Linked DNA regions of Homo sapiens: regions 1 and 2 are each linked to region 3. Evidence: chromatin contacts called from ENCODE Hi-C or POLR2A ChIA-PET data. All regions are on one chromosome and are shown on one strand. The core of a region is the stretch at or near the end of the contact, and the rest is flanking DNA. Distances in the headings are between cores, read along the strand shown.

The links. Hi-C counts contacts between places; a loop is a spot of excess contacts on that map. ChIA-PET counts read pairs that join two places held with the same protein, here RNA polymerase II (POLR2A). Pooled maps may share reads with other maps.
Region 1: a pooled map shows a loop between it and region 3 (3-fold over the local background). The contact joins two enhancer-like sites. A Hi-C loop is called at or near these places in 2 of 37 single-sample maps with no recorded cell type and 3 of 50 pooled maps. POLR2A ChIA-PET finds 5 or more read pairs at or near these places in 2 of 52 experiments (A673 and PC-3).
Region 2: a loop to region 3 is called in a map of endothelial cell of umbilical vein, with 7 times the contacts of the local background. The contact joins two enhancer-like sites. A Hi-C loop is called at or near these places in 1 of 168 maps with a recorded cell type or tissue (endothelial cell of umbilical vein), 3 of 37 single-sample maps with no recorded cell type and 4 of 50 pooled maps. POLR2A ChIA-PET finds 5 or more read pairs at or near these places in 2 of 52 experiments (MCF 10A and OCI-LY7).

What each region holds. Positions count from the first base shown.
Region 1 is chr18:58,963,007-58,967,702 of GRCh38, forward strand. The region is part of intron 7 of ZNF532 (zinc finger protein 532); the gene reads left to right. Among named protein-coding and RNA genes, the nearest start is that of ZNF532, 100 kb to the left of the region's middle. Within about 2 kb of position 1,370, at least 4 of the 41 ENCODE cell types and tissues checked have a DNase peak (open chromatin) inside an H3K27ac peak, as active enhancers do.
Region 2 is chr18:58,229,634-58,233,804 of GRCh38, forward strand. All of the region lies in intron 2 of NEDD4L (NEDD4 like E3 ubiquitin protein ligase), which reads left to right. Among named protein-coding and RNA genes, the nearest start is that of NEDD4L, 190 kb to the left of the region's middle. RefSeq lists an enhancer at 2,556-2,605. Within about 2 kb of position 1,323, at least 5 of the 41 ENCODE cell types and tissues checked have a DNase peak (open chromatin) inside an H3K27ac peak, as active enhancers do.
Region 3 is chr18:58,491,749-58,496,071 of GRCh38, forward strand. The region is part of intron 12 of ALPK2 (alpha kinase 2); the gene reads right to left. Among named protein-coding and RNA genes, the nearest start is that of MIR3591, 43 kb to the left of the region's middle. RefSeq lists enhancers at 1,443-1,944, 1,945-2,444 and a silencer at 2,221-2,270. Within about 2 kb of position 2,268, at least 11 of the 41 ENCODE cell types and tissues checked have a DNase peak (open chromatin) inside an H3K27ac peak, as active enhancers do.

The sequences.
Region 1 (4,696 bases), core at 120-2,619, 470 kb after region 3:
CATTGCTGTGGCCCTCACTGTGTGACTGCTATAGCACCAACACACCTTTGTTGAGTTTATGTTTTGGGGAAGGTTGATCTCAAGTGTATTTGTTTAAAGACTCCACCCAACGTTCACTCTTGGTGGTGAAGGCAGGGGACACAACTCTCTGGATGTTGGATTTACAGCATTAGTAAGTCTGTTCAATATAATTTAAAGCCTGATTATAAATGATTTTAGGATGTCTTAATGTTTCTGTTCCTAAAGCCTTTAAGAAAAGTCCATAGATTTCATCTGCATTTTCCATACAGGGTGCAGGTGATAGGTGATTTGAATACTTGCTATTTTGTAGCCTTTCCCATTCTGAAATTCACTTTCAGTTCACTCAGAGATGTAGGTGAAAGACAGCAGTGGCAGTGAAGGAAAGTGGGAGAATGAAAGGATCAGAGTGTGGAGAGATGACCACAGCCACTGAGGCAGGTGTGCTGTTGTTACTTTTGAAAAGAATGGCAAGGCAATCAGCTTGCATTTCCTAGTTTGGGACCACCATGCTTAGAATCAGATTGACTGAGGAGCTTTACAGAGACTCTCACTTGCACAGTATTTAAAAGAAAAAAATGTGTGTGTGTGTGTGTGTGTGTGTGTGTGTGTGTGTGTGTGTATGTATATAAATTTTTAAAGTGCCCACTTGGCCGGGTGCAGTGGCTCACGCCTGTAATCCTAACACTTTCAGAGGCTGAGGCAGGAGGATTGCTAGAGCCCAGAGCTTGAGGCTGCAGTGAGCCGCAGTCGTGTCACTGCACTCCAGTGTGGGCAACAGAGTGAGACCCTGTCTCAAAAAAAAAAAAAAAAAAAAATTTAAAAGGTGCTCACCCACACAACCTGGAACCTAGCCATGTGTATGAAATGTGTGGTAGGGCATAATTGCCCCCCTTAATCTCCCTGAAACTTGTTTAGATAACTTTGTGAAATAAAACGTTACATCTCCATGTTGTTTCTGTCTTCGTGCTGTACTGTGGTGATGGCCATTAGTTAAGGGGATAAAAATACTGAAATACTGTCTAGTTTGCATAGTTCATTGCCAGATGGTTTCATTTTCATTCTTTTACTGTTAGAGTTCATCCTGTTGTCATTAGGCATGCCTTACTACAAAGTCTCTTATTTAATCTAAATGTAGGGATATAATAGATTTTTATCCTTTTAAAACTCATCTTTTAGCTATGGCGACTTTGACTTCCTGCCAAAATCCTGTTACCCTAGCAACAGGTAAAAAATTTTTTAAAAAACCAGTTTCTCCTATCTTTTTTGGCTTAGAACTTATTTGTGATCTCAAGGTTTTAGGAGAAATATCTTTAAATCAGTTGCATGTTCTCTTCTATCTCTGGTTGACTGTTAGAGAGTGATGGCTTCTCACTTGATTCTGCATTTGTGTCAGATGTGATTAAAAGGCACATTAAGAGTTTGTATATTCATGCTAGAAATGTATATCACTGCTGGCTTTATGAAACTTATTTTTCATTAGTTTTGGCCACTGGAATTGATATTTTGTTTGTGTGTGTGTGTGTGTGTGTGTGTGTGTGTGTGTGTGTGTGTGTATACACAGTTTTTCTTTTTTTTTTTAGACAGAGTCTCGCTCTGTCGCTCAGGCTGGAGTGCAGTGGCGTGATCATAGCTCAGTGCTACCTCACACTCTTGGTCACGAGCAATCTGCCAGCCTCAGCCTCCTGAGTAGCAGGGACTACAGGTGAACACCACCATGCCTGGCTAATTTTTATTGATTTTCATTTTTTTGTAGGGAGTTCGGGGTAGAGGGAGTTGTCTTTGTTGCCCAGGCTTGTCTCAAACTCCTGGCCTCAAGTGATCCTCCAGCCTTGGCCTCCCAAAGTGCCAGGATTACAGATGTGCGCCATCACACCTGGCCTATAATTTTATTATATTCTAAATATTTTTACTTCATATATTTCTTATATATTTATATACTATAGATCATATATAATACATATTTCTTATACTATATAAATCTATAATTTTTAATACTAACTTTTATTATAATTTATATTTTATTAGTTTATTTGATATTTTATTAGTATGGTTTACTATATGTAGTTTTCTGAAGTCCTCCACTTGATTTAATAAGAACTTTTTTTAATGTAAGGCTATAAATGTGTTGTAAAAAGGATGTTGAAAATTTTTGGTTCAGAGCATATTAAAGTACATATTGAACTATTGGTGATTTTGGTAGCTTGTGGCTAAATTGGAAGGCGGGGTGTTAAGGATACTGGGGCTAACACTGTCTGAGGGCTTACCCTACTTACTATCTCATTGCAGCAGGCTCCTGAGGGGAGACAGTTACGAATCCCACTTTTAGGTGAGGAAATGAAGCCTGAGAAAGGTTCAATAACTTACCCCAGGGTTTTGCAGCCTGCCAGAGGCAGGTTTCTAGCCCAGACTCTGCAGTTTGCACAGAATGAAAGCTGACATTTCAAAAGCTGCTTAATTTTAGTCTCCTTGAATCTTTCAATATAGATGTGGGACAGTTAGCAGATATGTCTTTCCATCCAGTTTTTACTTCTGCTTTTGATGTAGTCATTTTCATTTCATTTAGGTGTTCAATCTTGGTTAAAGTTGGTTATGCCATCATTAACTGGACGTGTGTGTAGTTTTGGAAGACTGTGAATGTCCTGGTTTTATATTCCTTAGCTGGGGTCTGATGCTTTCTGGAATTACTTGCAGTTGCTGTTAACAGCATCATGGTGTCGTTAATTAATTGGGCAAATCTTCCTGCAGAATTATGAAATGTTTTAGAGTGGCTTGAATTTAGCAGTTGCCTGGGATGTATCTGGGGGCTGCATGGATTGTAGCAGGGCCTGAGCCTTATGAGGGACAGAGCCTCTTCCTGCAGTGTCTCGGAAATCTGGAGAAATGCACAAGAGAGAGGCCCTTTCTTGACTCCAGGAGTTATCTTAAAGCAGAGGCTCTCGAGGCAGAGAGCACAGTTAGAATCAGGGTTTTTTTGAGTCTGGTTATGGGGGTTTGGGATGTGGAGAAGTGGGTAGGACCTGGGTAGGAGTGAAGTCTATTTTTAAATTTCTCTAGATAATTGTGTTACCTTCACACTTACATACGTTCCCTCCTACTCTCCTACCCTCTCTCTTCTCCTTGAGTAGTTCTGCTGTAAAGGGATTAAGCTGAGAGATAAGCTATTTAGAGGATTTTGCTCTTAATGCTGGAGAGTTTATAAAAGCTGCCTAACAGGAAGATGAGATTGGAGAATAATTTCAGTTTAGGAGTTATATATTTTTAAGAATAGCTAGAAAAACCATGAGTTTTTACTTTGGGAATTATCTTTCATTTAAAATGTTTATCTAAAATTACTTGCCTTGGTGTTTATAATTTGTTTCTAAATTATATTTTATAACTATTATGTGTTTTAGCAAACCTGTTTATTTTTGGATCATGAACAAGAATCTGGAAAGCCCCAAGCTTGCCCCAGTACCAGGCAATTTCACTGAACTGAAACAAAGTGAAAGATACAAAGAAGGAACCATAAGGTTTGCCCTCTAAATTGAAAGAAAATGAAATGACAAACGACCAGATTCCATTTCTAAAATTTACTGATTATTTTTCCATTAGGGACAGAAAAATAAATCCTTTCAAGAAAGACTAACACGTTATTTTGAAAATGTGACACAAATAAGACTGTAAAATATTAGTCCACATCTTGTGTATAGCCAGAAAAGGCATTTTTTTGTGTTTTTTTTTTTTTTTTTTTTTTCTTTCAGGTTCTTAGGAAGATATGCTCTTTACTGTGACATGTTGCTGCTTGGTCAGATGTCTGTCTGTTGGAGGCATTTTTCTGTAAACTCACCCGAGGTTGCTATAAACAAGGTTGAAGGGCTATAAATGTGTATTTATGTATGTCCTGTTATGTGGTCTAAGGGAAAAGCTGTGGCTTTATTAACTCTTGTTATTGTTATGGTGTGCACGTTTTCTCATGACACTGCATGAGAGTATATTAATGTACATCCCACTGGATATTAAGTATAAAAACCCCACATCGAAGGATGTGCAATGAAATTATTAAAGTAATAGCAAGACAAAGGTGTTGAATCTGGTAACCAGGTCAGTGGGCTTCTTTCTGAAAGTCTGCTAGGATTTAGGGGCTGGTAGGCCTAGAGGTAGAATAGCTGGTGGTCCCAGTGGAGGGTCCCCAACAGAACCAATCCCCCTATCATTAGAACCCATTGCCAGATAACAAAGCTTTCCCCGATAGACCCTACACAGCTGCCAGAGCATCTCTTGGAAGTGTGACTGTCATAGGTGGCCCTGGAGCCCTCCATGATCTTACCCTGCCTCCTTTTCCACCTCTCCTCCCCCTGGACCCTTGCCTATTCTTGTTCCAGCAATACAGAGCTGCTCGCAGTTTCCTGACATGTGCCACATTCTTCCTTGTCTTTGTTGCTTTCTGTTCCTTTTGCCTGGACATACCTTTCCTTGCTGCATTGCCTGCCTGTGAGCTAGTTATCACCAGTAGGTCTCTTCATCCCCACCCTGCCCCCCCGTGCACCCTTCCGTGCACCTGTGGCCGCCTCCACCATACTTTTTTTTTCTGCTGTTGTTCAACAGATTATAATCTCCTCAAGGGCATGGAGAGCCTGGCAAGTTAGAGTCGGAGCTCGGTAAATACCGTGGAAGGAATTAATCGAAACGCACGGCA
Region 2 (4,171 bases), core at 73-2,572, 260 kb before region 3:
TTAATAGTTTATTTTGTATGTGAAGATTCATATCTAGATTGAGGCTTATACAACTTCATTTAAAGACAGCTTTTTCGGCTGGGCGCGGTGGCTCATGCCTGTAAGCCCAACACTTTGGGAGGCCGAGGCGGGCGGATCGTGAGGTCAGGAGATCAAGACTATCCTGGCCAATATGGTGAAACCCCGTCTCTACTAAAAATACAAAAATTAGCTGGGCGTGGTGGCGGGCACCTGTAGTCCCAGCTACTCGGAGGCTGAGGCAAGAGAATCCCTTGAACCCAGGAGGCGGAGGTTGCAGTGAGCCGAGATCGTGCCACTGCATTCCAGCCTGGGCGACAGAGTGAGACTCTGTCTCAAAAAAACAAAACAAACAAACAAAAAAGGAAAGCTTTTTCAGGTTGGAAAAATATCAACAGCAGACATGAAAAAGCATGAAAAATGACGCTAAGAATGTAAGCAACTGGAAACAAAAATTATAATGGTGCATAGTGAGCTGAAGATCTATATTTAAATGTGAACTCCCCTTTCAGTTTATAAGTGATTACTAACAGCCTCATCAGGTTTCTGGAATTAAATGTTTTATTATTTCCTCCCAAAGTTAGTCCTCAAACATTAGTATTTCTTGTGTTCTTTTGATTTGAATATTTGTTTTTAACACACAAGGATATCAACTCTATAAGTCAGTTAATATGTTCATGCTTTTAGTTAATCGAAAGTGGCTTATGATTTCAGTTTTTGGTATCAGGTGATGTTGCGGAAGTGAGGTTCACTGTGAAGCTTCTTCTTTTTTTTTTTTTAATCATTTTGTTGTTTCTTTGAGTGTATGTGAGCTTATAACTCAAGACACTATGTGAAATGACCCTGTGTTTCCTACATTATAGAAAAGAGGAAAATGAAGCAAGTTCAAGAAAATTAGATTTATGTGGAAAATAAATTCTGCATCTAGTTATTCATTATCAGGTATGAGATTACAGGCATGAGCCACTGTGCCTGGTGACCTCATTTGAACTCGATTACCTCTGTGAAGACCCTGTTTCCGAAGAAGGTCAACATTCTGAGGTGCCATTGTCAGGTATGAGGTAAACACACTGAGAATACCACATTTTGGCAACTCAGACAAGACTATTTTCCAAACATGTAACCCTGGGAAGAAGGTAACCTATCATAGTGTGTGTTAAGAAGTCAAGCAACCAAGAAATGTTAATTGAAGGCCCGTTTTGTACAAGGTTGCATGGAAAAGACACACTAGCGTAAGACATGGACAGTGGCCCTGAGTGACGTGCAGCCGGTTTAGGCGAATTAAGATTTACATACTTGAAAAGGGACAAACAAGTCTGGACGTGGTGACTCATACCTGTAATTCCAACACTGTGGGAGGTGGAGGCAGGAGGATCCCTTGAGGCCAGGAGTTTGCAACCAGCCTGGGCAACATGGGAAAACCCCTGTCTCTACAAAAATTAAAAAAAAATTAGCCATGTGTGGCAGCATGCCCATAGTCCCAGCTACTCACAGGGGCTGAGGTGGGAGAATTGCTTGAGCCCAGGAGATCCAGGCTGCAGAGATTGTGCCACTGCAGCCTGGGTGGCAGAGCGAGACCCTATCTCAAAAAAAAAAAAAAAAAAAAAAAGAACAGAAAAGGAACAAACAACAGACACAAGATTCCATGGAAAAGGGAGTGGTCTAAGTATTCAGACTGTAGGAATTCAGAGAGTGGAGAGGCTGGTTATTATGGGGGTGCTTCATCCTGGGGAGTTGAGGGAAAGGAGGTGCTGGCTGCCTGGAGCCTGGAAGAATCAAAGATTTCCAAGGCCATGGGGGGAAAGCATGAAGGATGAGTGAATAGACACCAGGGCTGAGCACCCTGAAAACTGTGAAGATACTAGATTGACCTGTTTGGAAAACCAAACAGATGTGGCTGTTATTGACAAGTGGTTTTGTTTTTGTTTTGAGACAGAGTCTCACTTGGTCGCCCAGGCTGGAGTGCTGTGGCTTGATCTTGGCTCCCTGCAACCTCCGCCTCCAAGGTTCAAGCAGTTCTCCTACCCCAGCCTCCCAAGTAGCTGGGATTACAGGCATGAGCCACCATGCCCGGCTAATTTTTTGTATTTTTAGTAGAGATGGGGCTTCACCATGTTGGCCAGGCTGGTCTCGAACTCCTGAGCTCAGATGATCCACTTGCCTTGGCCTCCCAAGGTGCTGGGATCACAGGCATGAGCCACTGTGCCTGGCCAACAAGTGGTTTAAATTGGATTCTCCATTTCCCACCTAATAGAAAGTCGGAAGCATAGGGCAAAAGTAAAGGAAGGACCCTGTGTTCTGCTGGTTAAATATAACAGAGGTCTGACTCCATGGCTATTATAGGAGAGGTGCATTTTGTTCTATGTAAATTATCTTGATGTGTCCCCTGTGCCTTTACCCCATGATTATTTAGCACTTTTTTCTCCACGGTCACAGGGACAGGGAGAAACATACACCCATAAAACAGTGTCATCTAGAGGCAAAAACTTGTAATGCTCAAGCATGTGCTCTGACGAGGTGGGGCAGGGTGTGTAGGAACAACACTCTACTAATTATTACAGAGCTTGCTCTGCACTCTCTGTAGAAGTCCTTCAATATCCAGTCTAACACACACAGTAACTTAAGAGAGGATTTTAAAAAATCAAAATGCCCTCAGATTTGTATTGGATTTAACCAGGCTGAGATCCCTGAGATCCAAATATAATAATGTGTCCTTTTTGGATGAATCAGACACAAGCAAAAATCTCCAGTGTGTGTCCAGCTTTAGAGGTGTAGTAATGGATTCCACAGTTCACGCTGGTGGGCCAGCCAAGACTTTTAATGCTGATGTGGGCTTCATTCTTTCTATAAACTCCCTTTCTTCTTGATAGTGCATGGGCCCAGGGGTTCCAAACATGGGTACCTGCCGTAATTGATCTGTGTAACCGGAGAAAATACATATCCTATGGCACCCTTGTGTCGGGATATAGGGGGCATCACCGTAATGTGGCTCTTTTTCTGTTGATTATAGTTTTTTCTTTCTGTGATCACACAATTGTTTTATCCTCGCTTAAAAAATTTCAAGAAGTGCAGCACTCAGAATAACAGAAAAGTCAGGTGTCTGGTGGTTTGTTTGCACATTTAATAGACTTGAAGATAAACTCTCTAAACATTTATTTTGCAAGTTGTTTTTCTGAGAGTTGAGGGGAAACTTTTGCCCTTTGGTCTCCCTGAGGAATTCTAGGATTTCACAGGTAGGCGTGTGTTTTGGACTGCAGGCTGAACGTGGTTGGCAGGGTGGCATGAGGAGGGCACATATTTTAAGCGTTCTTAGGGCAGATCCACGATCCTTTACCTGCCATTTCTAAGTCCAAAAAGCCCTGAAAACCAAAGACATCTTTACAGGTTTGTAGGAAATTGATTTGAGAGCAAAACCTGATGTGAACAGATTTGAGAGTATTCTAGGCATCTTGTATAACACTTCATTCAATGCTTTGTGCCTCTTGCTGCACAGATATTAACATTCACTTATGGGCCCTGCCCCATCCCCTACTGGGGATGCTATGCAATAATCAGAATAATCAAACTAATAATAATAATAATAATTGGAATAATCACTGAGTCATTGTATTAGTCCGTTTTCACGCTGCTGGTAAAGACATACCCAAGACTGGGTCATTTATAAAGAAAAAGAGGTTTAATGTACTCAGTTCCACATGGCCGGGGAGGCCTCACAATCATGGTAGAAGGCAAAAGGCACATCTTACATGGCGGCAGACAAGAGAGAAATGAAAGCCAAGGGAAAGGGGAAACCCTGTATAAAATCATCAGATCTCTTGAGACTTATTCACTATCACAAGAATGGGGAAAACTGTCCCCATGATTCAATTATCTCCCACTGGGTCCCTCCCACAACATGTGGGAATTATAGGAGCTACAATTTAAGATGACGTTGGGTGGGAACACAGCCAAACCATATCAGTTATCTTTCTAAAGTGAGACAAAAAGTCAGAATTCTGTAACACATTTTTTCCCAAGCGTTTCCAAAAAAGGTTGGCTTTAATGGAGTATTAGTTTGCTAGGCCTGCCATGGCAAAGCACTATGAACTAGGTGGCTAACAACAGAAATTTATTTTCTATCAGTGTTGGAGTCCAGAAGTCTGAAATTAAGAGT
Region 3 (4,323 bases), core at 1,018-3,517:
TTCCCATCTTGATAAATCGGCCATGTCCTGTCTAGGCATACAGGCAAGGAGAACTTGTGGGGCGGTTACAGGAGCCTCTGCAGGGCCACAGGGCAGGTAATTGAGGTGAGGGAGAAGCGCGTCAGCATTCCCACTAGGTACAGGCTTTTTGAGAATTCACCATTCAGAGGAGCAGCTGGGCTGACGCCCTGGGTGGCAGTGAGGGTGGATAGAGGCAAAGCCACATTTCCAGTGTGCTCCAAGTTGCACAGCGAGGGCTGCAGGGCCTTCCGTATTGACAAACTCTGAATCCTCACGAGGGGTGCTCACCACTCTGGAACATCACTCCGCCGTTAGTCCCTCATTGTTTTCCCACAGGCTCCTTCCCCTCTGCCTTCAAACAGGCAAGGTCTCTTTAGACACACACACACACACAACACACAGAGGCAGACACAAAAAGACACAGACACAGATATACACACAGACACACATGCACACACATACACAGGGACACAGACACAGAAACAAAGACAAAGACACGCACACAGACATATATACGCGCACACACACACGCACACATTCCCCACACCTCCTTTTCTGGCTACCTTCTAGACTTTTCCTTGTCTTTAGTCGACAAACTTGTTTAGTTGCTGGCATCTTGGCAGCACATTCCCTCTCTGATCTGTCATGAGGCTCCCACCTGGTGACACTACATTGGCTTAGACCTTCCTGAAGGCAGTGATAACCTTTTTCTTGTCTATTCTGGTCTTCACCCCATGCTGTCCACTCAGGCTCTGTCACCCCAACCCTCTCAGCCATCCCTGTACCTGCCTCGTGCTTCTGTCTCCTACTGGCCACCAGTCTGTCCTGCAGGGGTGATCTCGAATCTACCAGACTTCTCTAGACGTTCTCTCTGTTCAGATTCATCTCTGAAGCTGGATGACAAGCGATGCAGCACCTGTCCCTGAGTCCTCAGGTCCTGGGGAATGGACTGGGCAGAGGGACAACTAGGGAATAGGGTCAGGAGTGGGAGGAACCCATGGATCCCAATTCCAGACATTTCAACAGAACTGTCCTTTGTAAGACTTCTGGGTAGAGGCCAGGATACTGCTGTGCTAGTCCCTCCATGGAGGGGGCATGTCCTGGCTGGCTCTGTTGGGCCTGGGAGACTCCCCCATACACTGAGAGCACTGCTATAGTAGGGTCTGCCTTGCCAAAAACTGCGAAAATCACCACTGTTCCCTTCAGACTTCCCTCCAGCCTCCAAACTTCCTTAATGGCAAAGACTGGCCACATAAATCAGCCAGCGGGCCAGCCAGCCCTACTACAGAATGGGCTGACCGGATGAAGATGGGATGCAGGTGGCCTTCCAGGACAGATGACCCTGTGGCAGGCGGGGACAGGAGCTATCTGGGGCATAAAATTGCCTTTCTCAAGCTGACAGGCCTGTGAGATTGGTCCGCTGATGCCTGGCATTGGGGACTCAGCTGAAATGTTTGGTGTTCTATAGTGACATGGCCCTGCTATGAGACACTTTAAAGGCATCAGGAATTCTGTTCCAATGTCCCTTTGTTTCCTCTCCTGGCAGACTCATGCATTGCTTTAAATAGTCTGCCTGGAGTCACCACTCATGCACATAAGCCTATTCTCGGGGCGTGTTTCTTCGGATTAGATTGTTTCTTCCCACCTCCAAGTTTGTTTTGGCGCTTCCTCTCCAGGTACGGTGGTGGCTCGGCCTTGTGACTGGGCAAAGCATCCCAGGTGGCTGCCGTCCCCTCCATCTGCTTGTGGGCATTGAAGGCAGAGCCTTTCTTTTGGAACTCAGCTTGGCCGAGTGTGGGAGTCTATTTTGATCTTTTCTCCTGTTCATGGCCAGGACCAGAGCTAGGCACGCAGACCCCAATGGAGCCTGCTTTCTCAAGGCAACTGTCCTCCTGCTACATGAATGAATCATCCAGGCTTCTGTCCAGGGTCTCGGGAATTTGGCTTCCATGTCAGGGACGCTTGACACAAGCCACACATCCTTAAGCCTCGTCGTTCCTTCCTCCGAGGGTAGAAAGATGCAAGGCTGGCTGGCAGCCACTGCGAGGGGTGTCCTTTACGGCTGTCCATATTAATCTTATTTTGGTCTAATGCTTACTGCCAGGGAAGAAATCTGCTAATGGTACTTTTCTTTGTTTTATTTCAATCTGGCAACAGGAAATTGGCTTTTTAGGGGAGACTACAAAGGGCAAAGTATTGGTTCTGGTGCCCTCTGGTGGTTGAACTGCAATCTCGTCGCCTCCCCGGGAACTCCCCGACTGGCTGGAGAGAAGCATGAGTTTGCAGTTCGGCTCCACTGCACGCATGGCTTTAGATCGGTCTGGAGTTGGTTAGGTTACGTTTCCAAATCTCCAGTTATAAAATTAGGCCTTTTTTCCTTGTGTAATTTCCAATTAGAAATTTGTTCAACGGGTTAGTATCTTGGGTCTATCTAGAAAATGGATTACTGGATGTCAAAACAATCTTACTTGCCATACTTTGTAACCTGAAATTTTTGTACTCAACATTTGCCAAAAGATTGAGGTGGCTGAGGCACAGGGGATGTGTTTCCAGACATAATTATATCTCTGGCTCCCAAGAGAAATATGACATACTCCTGTTAAAAGGAACATACAATGAAGTAAAGTTGAATTAAAATGAGTAAGTCATGACAATTCTCTATTTTATTTTATGAGATTAGAGTAATTACTCCTGAAATAGGATCATAGCCTTTGACTTCATTGAACAAGACAGCAAAACAGGTTGCATGACTGGGGTGTCAGCAGCCAAATATATGGTCCTGATTGAGACATATGGGAATTTTTTTTTTTAAATGACACACGGAGCACTGCTTCTTATGGTGGTGCTGTTCCCCCAGCTGAACCCTGCCAGGTACCAGCCCCCCCATAGAACTTGCGACTCTCCCTTTGCATCATGAATGAACTAAGCTCACTCACAGTTGCTTGCTAAGAATCAAGAGAACTTGCTCGATCAACCCTTATTCCTCCATCTTCTCTCCTGCTGTCTGCAGTCTGCGATGCTCGCCTTCCTTTCTTCCCCAGCTCATTTGCCTCCCACCTGGACTTTCCTGTCTGCAGAGTGCCCTTGAACTTGAGCCCTTTCCAAGTCTGTCCTCATGAGTTATCTCCCTTTTGCAGCTTTGACATTCACTGGAGAACTTTTTCAATTGTGCCTCGCCTCCCAGCATTGAGGATCTGCCGTTCACTTTGGGGTGCTGACTTCAAGCAGGAAAGACTTCTTGACTCCTGCCAGCAAGCAGGCTGCCCCATGCCCCATGCCCCATGCCCCATGCCTCCTCACCTGTGAAGTGAGGAGGTCGGGCTTGATCACTGGTTTCCACTCCAGAGGGGTTCCCAGGAGCCTCTAAAGAGGTCTCTCAACCACCTCTTATGCTCTGTTTGGAGAAGTTTTACCTTTTCATCAGTTTTTCAAACTGTGATTGTAAGATATATTTCTTTTGGGAAAAAGACTGTGGCTTAAAAAGGTAACGTTTAAAGAAAAGTTTTTAAAAAACAAAAGACAAGAAGATCTAATATCCCTGCCAAAGCTCTCAAACACTTCAGAATCTCCTCCTCTCCCAGCTCCTGCTCCCTGGCCTCTCCTTGGGTGGGAAGGCAATGAGTAAGTAATACTTTATAGACAGCATTCTGCACTGGGCTCCAGCCGTCAGTGCTTCTAATGGGTCTTGGGCAGCTGTCCCGGGCCAGATAAGTCACATTAAAGCTGAGAACAAAACCAAAGGATTGGATTTCTTTTTAAATCAGGAGGGGAAAAAATGTACCACTTGAAGCTCCCAGTCGGTCTGGGTTCCTGGAAGCTGTTGACTTGAATTTAAAAGATGTCTTCAATAATCATGACCATCTTCATTTTTGAAACTTCTTGGGCAGGTTTCTTCTTTGTTTTGGTAGAGAGTTGTTCTAAATAACAGCACGAAATTTGCCTACTCTGGTGTCAGGCTAAGACATGAGGAGCGAAGGGAAACTAATATTTATCTAGCTCACTTCCAGTTTCAGGGGCTAGGTGTAGATTAACTGGGGGAATACTCAGGGCAAGCCGGAGTGTCCCCATGCTGTACATCACTGACTTTAAGAACTTAGTCACATGCCCACAGTCACACAGCTGGTATGACGAGAAGCCAGGATTCAAACTAGGGCTGGCGGATGCTTGCATCTGCAAGGTTCTGCAGAACACATGGAGCCTGGAAAGGAAGGCTCCGTTTGGAAAATCCTTCTGGGGTCCAGAAGCCTCCATAAATAGGGCACCATATAATTTATCTTCTAAATGGGTACACTTGTTCAGGAT